2 separate regions of the Homo sapiens genome follow, and region 1 is linked to region 2. Evidence: read pairs that join two places in POLR2A ChIA-PET (ENCODE). Cell type or tissue: GM12878. All regions are shown on one strand. Links, peaks and the distances in the headings refer to the core of each region. The heading gives the core; the rest is flanking DNA.

The links. ChIA-PET counts read pairs that join two places held together with the same protein. Peaks named below come from ENCODE experiments on the same cell type or tissue, not always from the same donor. Only the 100,000 strongest peaks of a DNase experiment are listed, where the experiment ranks them.
Region 1: POLR2A ChIA-PET joins it to region 2 with 5 read pairs; 1 of 35 experiments calls an interaction of 5 or more read pairs at or near these places.

The regions. Positions count from the first base shown.
Region 1 is chr5:162,883,999-162,892,369 of GRCh38, forward strand. No RefSeq gene overlaps it. Among named protein-coding and RNA genes, the nearest start is that of CCNG1, 550 kb to the right of the region's middle. In GM12878, for the core only: no CTCF peak of the experiment used is centred there; a DNase peak (open chromatin) is centred at 4,513.
Region 2 is chr5:163,187,656-163,196,026 of GRCh38, forward strand. The region is part of intron 3 of LOC105377700 (a long non-coding RNA gene); the gene reads right to left. Among named protein-coding and RNA genes, the nearest start is that of CCNG1, 250 kb to the right of the region's middle. In GM12878, for the core only: no CTCF peak of the experiment used is centred there; a DNase peak (open chromatin) is centred at 3,314.

The sequences.
Region 1 (8,371 bases), core at 2,652-6,651, 300 kb before region 2:
ATATGTTCATTCTATGGAATTTCACTGGGTTTCAGGGGGTAAATTTGAGGAACAGGCCTTGAAATTTACATAAGAGTTCAAACTTGGCTGGGCACAGTGGCCCATGCCTGTAATCCCAGCACTTTGGGAGGCAGAGGCAGGTAGACTGCTTGAGCCCAGGAGCTCAAGACCAGCCTGGGTAACATGGTGAAACCCCATCTCTACAAAAAATACAAAAATTTGCTGGGTGTGGTGATGCATGCCTGTAGTGCCTGCTACTTGGGAGGCTGAGGTGGGAGGACAGCTTAAGTGAGCTGGGAAGGCAGAGGATGCAGTGAGCCAAGATCGCGCCATTGCACTTCAGCTTGGGTGACAGAGCCCGACTCTGTATCCATAAAGGAAAAAAAAAAACAAAGAGTTCAAAATTATTTGAAGACTTTTTAATTTGTTTCAAGAAACAGATCAAATTAGGAATCTGTTTAAACCATCAATTTCTCAATATTTTTAAAATGTTTGCCATTTGAAATAATTAATTTTGATAACTAAGGGTTTGGCTGTTTCTTAGCAAATTCTTTGGAATAGCTCTATAATCTCGACTATTGTTGATATTTTAATTGGAAGTCTCAAGGAATTGCTGAGTTCCTCATTTATACGAAGAATAACTCAAAGAAGGGCATATTATGCACAATTATTTAACATTTTAATTATAAATGAATTTAAGAAACACTTCTGAGAACTCTTAAATGCTATCTGAATCTGCATAATGTAGAACTTGTAGAAACGTGTTGGGGCCTTTTAAATTCTTGCTCACTGAAATATACTTTCAAGACATCTTTTAAAATTTTCAAAAATAGTTTTAAATTAAATTTATATTTTAAATTAGGTTTTAATCCTCTTCAGAAAAAGCTCAACCTTAATTATGGTTTTCTCACAGCCAAATTTCCTTACACAGAACTATCATTTAGACCAATTGCTTTCACAAGAAAATCTTTACTAATTATTTTTAACATTAGGGCTAAAAAATTATCTCACTTCCCTTATTGGATTAGGGCTTCATCACCACCATAATAAATGCAGACTATGAGACCTGGCCCTGTTTTGGTTAACAAAAAAACATAAAACTGCAAACTTTTCAATGTTGAAATTACTGCTGCCTCTTTAAGTACATTCGTCTATATTCACTGTAATAATGGATTCAATGACAAGTTGGTTGACCTTCTCAAGTTTCTGATGCAAATCAATATTCATAAATAAAAACTGTAAGAGTCTGCTATTTATATTACCAAAAAAACTGTCATGGCCAATAGCATTTCTAAATCCTGCTTAATAAACCACTTGACTCTGCTTGTATAATTGAGAGAGGAGAAGGCTTGTGTCTGAATTATCTACATAAGTGCTTAATTCTGGTGGGAGCGATTTGAACCTAATGTCATTTTTCATAATGTGCATATTAGTTATACTTTAATACCAAACAGTTTCTGGTAAGCCACATTCAGGTTATAGACTTAATATCTAAGTCAAAAACAAAACATAAAAAAAATTCCTCTGTGGTTTTCAACAGGTAGTCCCTGGACCAGCAGTATCAGCAACACTACTTGGGAACTTGTGAAAAATGATATTCTGGGTTCCTGTCTGAGGTCTACTGAATCAGAAACTAGGTATGAGTGTATGGTACTCTGTGCCTTAACAAGCCCTCTAGTTGATTCTGACACTAAAGTTTGAGACCCCCTGCTTTGTATCTTCTACAGTCCTCAGTGGACTCTTGAGTGCTGGCATCTCTCATTGCAGTGTGAGCCTGTGGCTCAGCGCTCCTCTGACTTAGAGAGTTGTTCCCTCTGCATGGACTGCGTTGGCCTCTGAAGTTTAGGTTCACCTCCCCAACAAACGAGGGAGATGTTGGGAATCTATAATGCTCACTTATATTTATATTCTTAACTGCTGCGTAACTGTGGCCATGCTTGGTGCCTGATGGGAATGTAAATTAAATTAACCCAGCTTGATCCAAGTTAGAGTTGATATCATCACCAGTCTTCAAACCTAGACCGATATTTTGTGTTCCAAATCAGTGCAGTGATAGTCTGAAAGAGCAAACAAACCAAAAACAATTCTACTGATGAATTGTCCTTTATATATGACTGACAGTCCACAAGATTTATCTGGCTAATCTGGATCTCTGGATAATGAAATCAACACTTTAGATTTTGACCTGAATAATTTACTTTAATATTTAACAAACAGGAGTCAGTCACTCATTGATGATTCACCAAAACCAGCATCATTCTTAGTATTTGAGATTTCGGAGGATATTGTTTTTATCCTGACCAGTAAATCTAAGAAGTTAGCATGTGATTCATAGGAACCATTGGTCTTTTGAAAGGGCCACTGTATAAACTTTAAGAATTGCTGTTTGAAGTCATCATATGTCTTAAGCAGCATTTTATATATATGTATATATATACACATATGTGTATATATGTATATTTGTATATATGTATAAATGTATATATGTATATATACGTATATATGTGTGTGTATATATGTATGTATATAGGTGTGTGTGTGTGTGTGTAAATTCAATTTTTGTGTCTTCTTCTGCAATAGCTGTCCCCTTCAAACGACTATTTATCCCATACAAATGTAATATTCCAGGGAGTGAAGATGCCTGCTGAGAAAACATAAATGTTCTTTTAAGCCCTGAAAATATATAACCTAAATCTGAAATGTCACTAAAGCAAGAATGTTCAATACTGCCACTAATGGGTAAACTAATGGGTAAATTTAAATGCGAAGTGAGAATGCAGCTGAAGGAAGAAATGGCCTTTCTAAGAGCCTAAGTCAAAAGCAAAATCAAACGTTTCCCCAAAATTGTCCTCATTCTCTACGTGTAAATACAAATGCTTGGTAGTCTTGTGTGATGACGCTTCCCACGGGGTAAGCTTCAGTACCCCAGTGACATCATTAACATATCGGTGGTAGTTTTACTTGCATTTACATTTTCAGTTGCACTTTGACAACTAAAAGGTTGTCAAATCTTAAAGGTGAGTTTTCAATGTTAAAAGATTGAGGAAATCATCTAAATTGCCAAATTGTAGAGAGTAGTCCATAGACTTTGAAAATGGGAAATTACTTATGTGTGCATTTGTCCCTAGCTAGTATTACCATTTGTCTTCCACATCTGTTTACTGAAAAATTATAGTCTAACCTTCAGAAAGCACACAAGGCGAAGCTGGTTTACTCTGATTTTTTGAAACAATTAATTTTAATTTAACTGGGATAGTCTTAGGAAATGTTTATGAAACATTTCATGTTATAACATGATTTAAAAATAATAATTTTACTCAGCACACTGAGGCAAACGGCTAAGAGTAATTTCAGCTACCCCAGACTCCGACCACTGACCACCCCTGGCATCACACAGGCACGTTTGTTACCTATTTGTTCCATACCAAGTTGTATGCACTCCAGTTGTTAGATTTTGCTCTAGCGTTCTTGTTAATCTGTAATTCTTGGAATAAATTACAGAATAATAATAATAAGAGAAAGAAAAAGGGAGAGAGGGAAAAAGACGGAAGCACAGAAGGAGAGAAGGGTAAAGAGACAAAAAGGAAATGTTAAAAAGAAGAGACAGAGGAGGGCAAAAGTAACGATATTACAGAAAGGGAAACATATCAAAAGTAAAATTGATGGTCAAAGCCGAAAGACCCAAATTTAAATTTAAATATAAGCTGAAAGACCTACATTTAAAAAAAAGAGTAAAGATACAAAGCAAGAAAAAGCAGACAGGTTCACAAACAAATCAACTATTATTATAAGAACATTAATTTACAGGGAAAAAAATTTAAGGAGTTATGAATAATTATAGGTGGTACAAAGAGATAGACATTAAAAATAAATATGAGCATTATACCTCCTTTTTCTTTAGCTTTCATTTTTTCTGATTATTCAAGAAGACATACATTTTCAGTTTAATATATGTCTTTCACACTTTTTAAAAATTTTTTCACTTTCTTTTTTAACAAAGAAAGAGCAGAGCTTTTGGCCTTTAGGTAGAACTCAATACCATTATTTTGTTATTCAATAAAATTACTTTTACCATTAACTTCTATGTTACCCAACTGGCACAAGAACAATAGAATCTTAGAAATCTGGTCTTGCCCAAATTGTACATGGCATGCTTTTTTAAATTTCTGAACTAAACCTTAAAAAATACGTTTCCCTAGAGTTGCATCACTCTTAGAACCAAAATGAACATTGGAAAACAGGACTCTGCTCTCTCTCTCTCGTAATGAAAATAAACTTAAATACATCACCTTGATTGTTACAAGTTTTCTTAAAAATCATCATCAAATTATATAAAAACATCCAATTTTCAAAAAAGAAAAAGCAAAATTCTTTGGTCTCCACATTTGTAGGAGTGTGTGTGTGTGTGTGTGTGTGTGTGTTTCATGCTATGAACATATTTATGACTAAAAGCCAAGTAAAAACCATGCTTACCAAGGCTGCTTAATGAAGAGTGAAACATCTTGACTTCTACAGTGTCTGACCACATTCCCTTGAAGTAAAAGCAATGCCGTTTAAATATTAAACCACTGGCCGCTAGCACTTGAGGCTAGCACTTAAATATGGCTAGTCCAAACTGAGATGTGCTGTATCAAGTAGTGATATCAATAATTTAATTGAAAAAAGAATGTAATAATTTTGTATAGATTAATCGTCAAAATGATAAAATTTGGGATACAGTTATTTAAATAAAACATTCAAATTAATTTCACTTTTTAAACATAGGTATAATGAAAGTTTTGTTTATATACATAGTTTGCATTATATTTCTGTTGGACAATACTGTTCTAGAAGCTGTCACCAACAAATTTAGCAATGTAAGGGTTACTAATGACGTTGTGGAGAATATATTTTTGTGAACATTTTTTCACAATTTTGTACGTAATTATGGATCTGTTCTAGTTTTCTGCACCACCTTGAATTATGTTTTATAATATATATTTTTCTAGAAAATCATTAGTTTCAAGAATTTTTGAAACACTTATTAGGTATAACTTGTATATAATATCCTCATAAATTTTTGTTGTTTTCTGGACCACTAGTTATATTTGTAATGTTGAATTATGTACGTGGAGTTTCTACTTTTATCCTTTATTTGGAATTAGTGTATTATTTTTATTGCTTTCTGTTTTCTATTTTAAGAATTTATCATTTTACATTAACTAATATCTTCTATTTCATAGTGCTTTCGCTAATTTCTAAAATTCAATTCTTATTTTCTTTTTGTTGCTTAACAGTAAAAAGCAACAAGACAATAAATCAATGTGATACACCTTTTGCAGCATGGCATAAAATTTTTAATCTTCAATGGTTTCTTTGTCATTATCTACCAAAGAGAATATAGTTTCTTCTTGATTTCTATTTTTCTTGAGAGTTTAGGATTTCCTTTAAACTTCAAATGTATAAGGGTTTTCTGGTTAAATATTTTAAAATTTGTCTTTATGGTGTTCAGAATGGTAAGTGTAAACTGTACAGTATCTACTTTGAGAAATTTAAGATATTGGTTTTAATAACCTAGAATATAAATAATCAACATTCATTTTAAAATCTGTATATCCTCTGCAACATACAAAATTTTATATTTACATATTACATATAGCCTATTGATTTCATACTTCAAAATTTTTAAATCCTTGTTTTTATTTTCAGTCTATACCAATGCCTAGGAGAAAATGTCTCCTTATATTCAAAACGGATTGCTTGTTTCACCAGAAGGGATAATCTTATTGCATGCTTGAATGAGATGCTTCTTTCTTTCTTGTGCTGTTTGTCAATTAAAAAGTAGTTTGTCTTAATTCAGTGGCAGCCATCTTGGAATCATAAGGAAAACTAACTTGTGCAAAAACTGATACTACAGTAGTTCAGCAAAACAGAGAGGTAAATAGAATTGGATGGATGATGAAAGCAATAAGTCACAAAGACAACTAATACTAGAAGTCTTTCGACCTCTAGGATTTTAGGTTGGTAACATATACTATTTTTGCATATTATGTAAATCTAATTTCATTTATATCCCTATTACAACAGAAGACATCCCTGACTTGTTAACAATTCTCTCTCTGCTTCTCACTCAAGACAATGTTAAGGGTAGGCACAAGTTAAATAAGTAATAGTTTGCTACATATGTTAAAATTGCTACAATCACTATTATCTTGAGAAGTAGAAACACTAATATTTCTAAGTGCTTCTCATCTCTAGGCAGGGATATAGATGGTTAATGCATGGAAGATAACATCCATGTGAAACTATTCAACTTTTGGCATGTTTAAGAATAAACGGTGTGACAAACGGTGCATCTGTAATTTCTCAGACATGCTAGTGAACATATGCCCAAATTAAACTCAAATTATTTTTCTCATCTTTTATCCATGAGTCAAATTCTTCCCGAACACCCTCTTGGACATATTCCAAAGGTAAAGCTAACTAGATCACATCTTTCTCTGCCTCTGATTTCTAGGCATTCAGTTATAGGTGGCCTTTAAAATTATAATATTATATTAATATAATATAGTGGAAGCTCTATTACAAGGCAACCAAAAGAACATATTCTTTGTCAACTTTAACTCTGCTTAATATATATTCAGCATTATCTCCTTTTACTTATACAGGTGAAAGAATAAAAGGTTTGTATAGTTCCGCAGTCTCATTTCGGTTTTCTTGCAACTCAATATATTTTTCTTCAAGTCCATCCCTAGGACAAAGAGGGTTGGGTTCTCTCAACCAGCGTACCTGGCCAAGGTAATTGCACTTGAAATGACACCTCCCTTTTAGAAACTTTCAAAGACTCCTTGATATATTCTCAAAAACAAAAATACCACAATTGAACTTTAATGCTTATATCTACATACTTCTAAAGCATTAACTAACTCATTTTATTTCCAGTAACCTATCTTTCTATTGAAGATTGTATTTTCCAAAGATGATCATTGTGAGCTCTTGGAGTTGGCTCCTGTGTCCTTTCGATATATCTTACTATTATCTTTATTATTATTATTAGGAACTTGATTTTCTGGCACTATATGATGCTCCAGATTCATTTTGTACATTTTACACCACAGCCCTAGAATAAGCATTTCTCTGAGGAACTCTGGTTTGTTTTTATTTTTGTTTTGTTTTGGAAGTTAGTACTAGAAAGCAACATTTGGACCCTAGCTGTATTTGTTGATACTGGGGTGTCATCAATTCTAGGCTTTCTTAGCTGACAGAATAAGAAAATAGATATTTGTATACTAACCCATGTGTTTACATATGTCTATTAGTCTGCACACAAATGCACACACACACACATATACACCACACATATATATCCATCCATATCAATATTATCTATATTAAGCTAAACATAAGTTTACACTAATATCTCCAACTCTAAATCATTACCCCAGGGATCATTATGGCGTTCTTGCTTATTTATAAATCCCCACCCCAACAGGGATAAACACAGCTCCCACCAGCTGTCATTTACTCACTTAATTGTTCAATTCCAGTATATACATATCACAGAATGATAATAAATAATTCACCTATAATCCCACGGGAAATTACTTATTCATCCACACTACAGTATTTGTGTACTGCTACATTTTTGGGGGTGTTTTGGCTTTGCTTGTGGTTTTTATTTATTTATTTTTTGCCTTTTGTCTTAGGCACTCCATTCATTTCTAAATTTACTGAGATCAGCATCTTCCTCACACCTGCCTGTCTTCATCCGGGTTTTTTAATACACTTGTATTATAATTAGTTTGTTTTTTTCATATTCTGTATTCCACCCTGGAATCCTTTGATCTACCAAATGATATTGGCAAAATTTGCATACATTAAAGTTTACTCTTTGTGCTATATATAAAGTTCTATGAGTTTCGGCAAATGTATAGTGTCATGTGTTCACCATTACAGTGCTATACACAGGTTTACCAACCTAAGAAGTCCCTGTGCATTAACTTTTCAACCCTGCCCCGCTCCTCACAAACTCTTGGCAGCTAGTAATTTTTTTAATGATCTCTGTCATTTTGCCTTTTCCAGAATGGTTGTATAATTGGAATCAGATGCTGTGTAGGTTTTTAGACTAGCTTCATTTACTTAGCAATATGCATTTCGGATTCATCCATGATATTTTGAGGCTTGATAGCTCATTTCTTTTTATTGCTGAATAACATGTCATTGTATTGATGTCCATCCATCAATGTTTATTTCCAAACAATTGTATTGATGTCCATGCATCAGTGTTTATTTCCATGCAAAGTGTATTACTGTTACTTGGCCGCTTCCAGTTTGGGGTAATTATGAATAAAACTGCTATAAACATTTGTATCAAGGGTTTTGTGTGGACACA
Region 2 (8,371 bases), core at 2,860-6,859:
TTTTTAAATTGTTTTAGCTATATTTACCATTTACTTTATATCTGTTGATATTAAAGAAATGGAAATGCACATATCTTTTCATTAGATTTGAGTAAATTGAATCAACCACACATAAATGTGTTCCTTTTCAGTGTTCTACTTAAAATTAACCACCTATCAAGAAAAGCCAAATGCTATTTATGATAGCACCTTCCAATAGAGGGAAAAACAAAACTGATTTGATTCATGTATATGCCAACATTTAAACCATCTTGCAGTTCAAAATCTGCAGAATGTTTTCTATTTGTTTTTACATATATATGTTCATACTTCTACATGAGGTGAGTAGCTATCAATAGGTTGCAATGAACTAGTAACTTGTTTATATTCTGAATGTTTTCTTAACCCTGTCTGTGTTCATTAGTTATGGTCATAATAAGCTTGTTGCTGTGAAATCTCTAGTACACAAAGAAAAGAAAATATATATATATATTTTTTGATATACATATATATATATATAAAAGAATGTCTCTGAAAATTTGTCATCTCTAGTTCCTTGAGATTGCTGAAATTGTCTTTCTGGAATTTTCATCTCCCAGATCCCACATCAGCATTTACCTTTCCAGGGAAGCAATTATACAAAGTAGTTAAGGCAAAGGGCTTAAAGTCAGATGGAATAGAAGTTAAACTCCTCCTTCTTCACTTACAAACTGTAGGATCTAGGACAAGTCATTTAACTCCTCTCAGCCTGTTTCTTAACCTACATAGAATGTGTACCTACCTCACAAGTCATTGTGTGGATTAACTGATATAAAATACACAAAGCACTTAGGATAGTAACCAATACAAAATACTCACTTAATTATAGCCATCGTTGAGAAAAAATCATGATTAGGCCAGCCGCGGTGGCTCACGCCTGTAATCCCAGCACTTTGGGAGGCCGAGGTGGGCAGATTACCTGAGGTGAGGAATTCGAGACCAGCCTGGCCAACACGGTGAAACCCCGTCTCTACTAAAAATACAAAAATTAGCAGGGCATGGTGGCATACACCTGTAATCCCAGCTACTTGGGAGGCTGAGGCAGGAGAATTGCTTGAGCCCTGGGAGACAGAGGTTGCAGTGAGCCAAGATTGTGCCACTGCACTCCAGCCTAGCCAACAGAGTGAAGCTCTGTCTCAAAAAAAACAAGAGAAATAATCATTATTTAAAATAAATAATAATAGTAATAATGACAGGGCCTTTTGTACTTCTGAACTGATATATATTGCTTTTATAATACATATGGTAATGATTTTTATATAACTGTCCTACTCATCCTCATCAGACAGTGAGCTTCTTGAAGATGATGATTTTGTTTTATATTTTCATATATAATCTTGGTAAATATTATTTGCTAAACAATTCCTGTAAATGGAATTGAAGCTAAAAATAGCTACAAGCCAATTATTTCTTCCAGGAGGCAGAATTATGCAGCTCTTTATTCTGCTTTATACATTTGAAGTGTGTAAGACATACACTCTCTGAAACCTTCCATCAAAATCAAGAATGAAAGAGGCAGGTGTTCATGGTAAAACAGGCTATGCGGTGCTCTTAAATGGTAGCCGAGTTTAAACTCTCAAGGCAAGTACTGAGTTAATGTCTAACAAAACCTGACTGCTATTCCATTTTAAGTTCTGACAGTGTTCTTAGCAATCTGTATAGCAGAGAGAGGCTGCAACATTCTTTGAGATATTGCATCAGAACTCTTGGTTCTGGGCTTCAGCCCTTGTTGCATCAATTTATATTCTGAAGGTTATCTTTAAAGCCAGAAAGCTGAGGAACAGAAAGGTTTAAAATAAAAATTTTCTAGGGTTTACTATATCTAAAAATCCTTATATTTTAAAATTGGCTTCACCTTGATAATAGGGCTCTGATTGTAGTAGGAAACAGACTTAACTTTTATTTCCCTTTGAAAATGTACTTTTCCAGTGTGGGAGAATGCACTGAACTACTTTTAAAATTATGTTCATGGATATTTCATAGGTTGCAGTAGACTTGTGAGTCCTAAAAAAGTTAGCATTTTTCTTCTCTGGAATCCTGACTCAACCCCAGGACCAATACTCAGCAAACTAAACTGAATCTGAACAAGGAGCTTAGAGCACCTCCCACTTGCTTCTGAAGGTGCCTCAGGGGCTTACCTGGCCTAGATAAAATTCAAGAAACATTGAAGATGGGTGCTAAATTACAGAGTGGAGAGAGGCTGACTAAAGTCAGATAACCTAACACCTGTCTGGAGAGTAATGAATAAACGTTTATTCTGATCGAGGAACAGAAAAGAAGGTGATGAGTTTGCAATAAGGATAAAGAGAAAGGAGAAGGAACTTCAAGGTGAAGGGCAAAGCACAGAAGTAGAATGTCATCAATGGTCACTTTGGGTTAGTGTGTATCATGGTGATACACAATTAAGCATTCGAGTACATTCTCTGATTTGATTATTCAATCTGGAAAAAGGCCACAGAAGGCTTCAGCAAAACACTGCACAGTGGGAGAAACTTTTGACACTCCAAATCTAGTAGATCTTAATGGATTTAAATATATTTGATCCCTTCATTACTCAGTTCTCCAAATATACAGTGTTTACTGTGTCACTAGGACATGCCAAGCACAATGTATTTTGAACGGTCACCACCAGCATAAGGTGAAGATATGCCGCATCACACTTTCAACTAATGCATACACATACATACAGGAAAACACACTTTCAAAGAAAGACAATATTTTCCCAAATGTAAAGTAATCTGCAAAAATGTCCCCTGCCCACAGGGCAGGGAGCATTTTACATTTTAATGCAGAGCAGTTTCAGTTCCCCATACACACTTATTCACATCAAGTCAGGCTTTCTTTCAATAAGACACCAGCAGATAATGGTACCTGTACAAGCAACAAAGGTATCTGCCTCGTATCACCACTCTAAGGTACAAAAAATGACTTTAAAAAAGCTTTGAAATGATCTTTCTGTTAGTTTATTTTTCCTTTTATCTTCATCCAAATTCCTCCTGATCCCCCCACTTCCCCACAACTGGTTTCTATAGCCAAAAGGGAAACAGTATGGGGTGAGGAGGATGTATTTTTCTTCTATTTTATAAATACATACTATGTAAATATATGCATATACATATATATTTACACAGTCAAATTTGATGTATCTTAAAATAAGATGTAAGTTGTAAGAGGAAAGCTTTTTTTCAAATGCAACTTTGTAAGAACGAATCTTAAAGTAAGATGATACTGCAGTCACTGGGTTGCTGAAAGGTGACCTTCACCCCCAACCACATTAGTCAGCAATTCAATTTTCTCAGTATCTTTAAGAGGTGATAATAGCTGCAAATTGTCTTGACATATGCTACCAGCTGCTTCTTTTAAGCAACAGTTACACAACTTGCTTTCTCTCCATTTGAATCAGAAAAAAAAAAAATGTTCTTTAACAGTTGTTTTTACATTTTCCAACTAAAGTTTGGAACTACATGTTGGAACTCCTATGTGCAGGAGTATCCAAGAGCCAGTCTCATTGAAACATATGAAAGCCACTCTTACTGATACATAATTTTACCTTTTCTCAATCTCATTATTTTAAAAAAAGAATTTGTAATGTCATCCTGTTTGATCACATTTCTATCATTTGTCATTGCAATTTCACACTGTGTCTGAAATAACACATTTTTCCAAAGACTGCTCACATCCCTCACTCCATGAGACCCTCTCAACCACTGTGAGTATGGTAGGTGGGGTGGGTAATACTAACCACAGTTCAGAGTAGCAGAAATGGAAACTCAAAGAATTAGAGTATGAATATTTTCAATAACTGTCTTGAGTTCCTGTATCTTCTTTCATACTCCAAGAGAAATCTTGTACTACAGCATTGTAGACTCAATACTCAACTTCATGCAATGACCTCATAAAATTCTATCTTTAATTCCTCCCATTTATTCAAGCTCCACACTTGATTTCTAATGTCTCTTGAAAATTTGGCCCATAAGTCAAATTAAATAGAACATCTCCTATGAGCTTCCCTTCCTTCACAAATTCCTGTTGCTGTCACCTTAGTAGCCAACTGTGACTTCACCTTCAGATTTTTGGAATTCTTCCACCTCTTTCCACAAATAAAATAAGTTTGTCTTCCAACTCCCCACCCCAGAGCTCTTCAGTAGCTCTCCATTTCTTAATCAATAGGCTGAAACTTCTGCCAAGAACCCAGAGTCCTTTAATAACAACCTAGAATCACCCTATCTACCAATCTCGTTCAAATGCTACCCATTTCTTGCCCTTGACGCTAATCAATTTACCCACTTTATTGTCTTATAAAGACATCAGCATCATTCTTGAATGTCTGCCATTTACGTTTTTCTTTTTACCCAAAATTCTTTCCACCAATGATTCAGTCATCACTATTCTCTCCCTACATGCCCACAAAACTGAGTGTCTATTTCACAAATTCAGCTATTCAACACTTTGATAATGTATATCCACTGTTCTCTGAAAATTTTCTCATCTTTGAGCTCTTAAAGATAAGATGAACATAGATAATAATAAATTTTCTGTCCTTTCCCAAGTACCCTAGCCCAGAGATTAGACACACGCAAACAACATAGGTGGCGAGGGTAATTCTGGAGTAGGAATCAGAAAGTTTAGCCCACTAGCAAGCTGCAGAATGTGGACCACCCAATTAATCTCCTGGATTTTAAGATCTCTATCTACAAACAGAGGAATATTCGAATAGGAAAAAGTTTCTCAAAACTCATTCATTCATATCCCATCTTTGTGATTCACTGATGGGAACAGTGTTGCTACTTATGTATATGATGATGGGTATGATTGACTACTGAATCTCCTCAATCCGACATCACCTTTTACCTGCCACTCTTCTTTTTTAGTCCCCTTTATGGCAGGACTGCTCAAAAAATTTTTTCCATTTTTTCTGGATCCCATTTCTTCCCTTCTATGTTTCTCTTCAATCCTTTCTAATTAGGCTTTCTGTTTCTTATACACCAGTAAGCTATATCTGTCAAGGTAATAAATTATCCCCATCTTGCCAAATCTGATGATCAATTCTTAGTTCTTATTTTCCTGAACCTGATAGCAGTATTTACTACAGTTGATCACTATATCCATCTCAAGGTGCATTATTAACTAGGCTTCTAGGATACCACACTATCCTGAGATTTTCTCCTGCCTCACAGGCCACTTCTTTTCAGTCTTCTTTGCCAGTTTCTTCTCTTCTCGATCTCTAAAAGCTGAAATGTTCCAGGACTCAATTTCAGTCTATTTCTCTCTTCAATCTACACTTGTTCACTAGTCATCCATTTGACTTTAAATATCATCTATACATTAACTCTTAAACATATATCCATTTGTAACATTTTATTTGAGCTCCAAATTCATATATACTACTTTTTATTAAACATCACCACTGAGATATCTAATAGGCATCTCATATTTAATATGTCCAAAATGAAACTCTTTAACAAAACCCTGCCCCCTTTAAAGTGCCCAAATGTATTCTTTCCGTGGGCTTCCTCAAATCTGTAAATGGCACTACCCATCACTCAGTAGTTCAAGCCAAAAGTATTGGAAAAATTCTTGATGTTTCTCTTTTCTTCAACCCACACATCCAATCCATTAGCAAATCTTATTGGTTAAACTTTTGAAATGTATCCTGAATCCATTTTTTTCCTCACCAATTCCATCACACAGCCCTAGTAGAAGCAAGGATGCTACTAGTTTAAAATTGTCATCGTGCAAAGAGTTTAAAGGTGCCCATTTGGGGTAGGCATATAGTTGAATGAGAAAGTGGGACACCTAAGAGATTTAGAAAAATGTTGTCCTCCTGTGGGCACATGGCTTAGCAGCAGATGACTTTGCAAAGATTTTTTTTAAAATGTCCATCAATGATAGACTAGATAAAGAAAATGTGGTACATATACACCATGGAATGCTATGCAGACATAAAAAGGAATGAGATCATTTCCTTCACAGGGACATGGATGGAGCTGGAAGCCATTATCCTCAGCAAACTAATGGAGGAACAGAAAACCAAACACTGCATGTTCTTTCTTAAAAGTAGAAGCTGAACAATGAGAACACATGGACACAGGAAGAGGAACAACACACACTGGGGCCTGTCGGGTGGGGCAAGGGGAGAGAGAGCATCACGAAAAATAGCTAATGCATGCTGGGCTTAATACGTAGGTGATGGGTTGATCTGCGCAGCAAACTACTATGGCACACGTTTACCTATGTAACAAACCTGCACATCCTGCACGTGTATCCCAGAATAAAATAAAATAAAAAAGACTCTCCTTCCTTCAGTGGAATATAACCTGTGTCAGGGCACTTGAAGGACAGAGCTCTAGATATACGTCAGCCCTTACTTGATTCTCAACCTACGTAACTCTACTTAGACCATGAGTCAGAGCCTCCATCATCACTCGCCTAGAACACTACAGTCACTTCCTGTTCATCTCGTCATTTCAACCGGTGTCTCCCTGCATTAAGTTCCCCATAAAACTTCCAAAGTAGTATTTCTAAATTATAAAGCAAACAAACACCCTCTCCTTGGCCAAATGTAAGTCAAGATCCTCTGAGCCCTCTTTTCACCTAGGCCTCAACTCTGGGCTCTATCCTTGGCCCATTTAGTCCAATTTTAGCCAAGAATCCTGCTGGGTGAGTTTATCAGGAATCCCCCACCATTGATATCTGATCAAATTCTTCATCCCCCACTTTTGGTATCTGATCTCTCTTGACTTCTTATCACTCTGGTCTGAGATCAGCAAGAATCCTGTCAAGTCCATTTAGCCAGAGTCCTCCTTACTCCTAATGCTTCTTCTTAGTAATTTGCCATCTATTGACCCCCACCCTGCTCCTTGGCTATAATCATCACTTGTCATTGTATTTGGAGTTGAACTCACTTTATCTCATTTAGTGCAAAACCCCCATTACAGAAGTCTTCTTTAACAGTGCCATGAAAATGTTTTCTTTAATAAAGCAGGTTGTGGCTACCCCAACTAAAACACCTCCAGAGACTTTCCATTACACTCAGAATACCATACAAACTCCCTACCATGGCCAGTGAGGCCCTGTAGGCTCTCACCTTTCATCTTCCTTGACTTCATCTTTCTACATTATCTGCCTTACTCACTCAAGTCTAGCCACGTGGCTTTCTTGCTGTTTCTCTGGCATACCAAGTTTATCCTGCTTCTGGCATTGAGAATTGCTACTCCTTTTGGCTATAATCACATTCCCCAAGATCTGTGCATAGGTTATTCCTTCTATTTATTCCATTCCTCTTAAGAAAACTATTTCCCAACTATCCTAACTAAAACTGTACACACATACACACACACAGACACGCCTTCTGTATCCCTTACTCTGCCTTATTTTCATATAATTTATCACAACATAAAACATTTTATATTTACTCAATTTGTTTTGTTATTTTCTTTTCCCTCAAAATTTTAAGCTTCCTGGCCAGGTATGGTGGCTCATTCCTGTAATCCAAGCACTTTGGGATGCCAAGGCAGGTGGATCACCTGAAGCCAGGAGTTCGAGATCAGCCTGGCCAACATGGCGAAACCCTGTCTTTACTAAAAATACAAAAATTAGCTGGGTGTGGTGGCACGTGCCTGTAATCCCAGCTACTCAGGAGGTTGAGATAGGAAGATCACTTGAACCCAGGAGATGCAGGTTGCAGTGAGCCAAGATCATACCACTGCACTCCAGCCTGGGCAACAGAGCAAGACTCCGTCTCAAAAAAAAAAAAAAATAAGCTTCTGAAAAAGAATCATATCTAGCTTATTTTTTGCTATATTCCCCCAATGTTTAGAACAGAGACTGGCATTAGTAGATAGTTAATACTTGCTGATTGAATGAATAGTTGTTATATTTATGTATCATCTTTACTATTGCTTACTAACATTATTTTATTTAAATTGAATGCTTTTGTTACTTAAATGGTTACATTTAAAATGAAAAAAATTTGAAAGTAACTAATTGACAGTAGCATTAGCCACAATTAGAAGGTAATCTAAAAATTGGTATATTGAAAACAAAATAGTATTATTGCTGCCTAGTTAGCTATTTTTTGGTCAAAGACTCTGAGCTTAAGCCTCACTCTATTAAAAAGAAGATTACAAGGTATTGAGAAGTCCCAAGGACACACTAGCCCAAACTCAGGCTTCCTCCTCCTAAGAAAATCTGAGTAAACAAGAGGGAAATGTTTCAACTTGTAAGATTCAAAGGTATTGAATGCCGTGCCATATTACTGCTTAAAATCATCGTACAAATCATCAGCAGCAGACTTTCCTAACTTTGGAATGCCCTGCCCTAGACGGCGAAGCCCTTGTGTCTCAGATTTTAG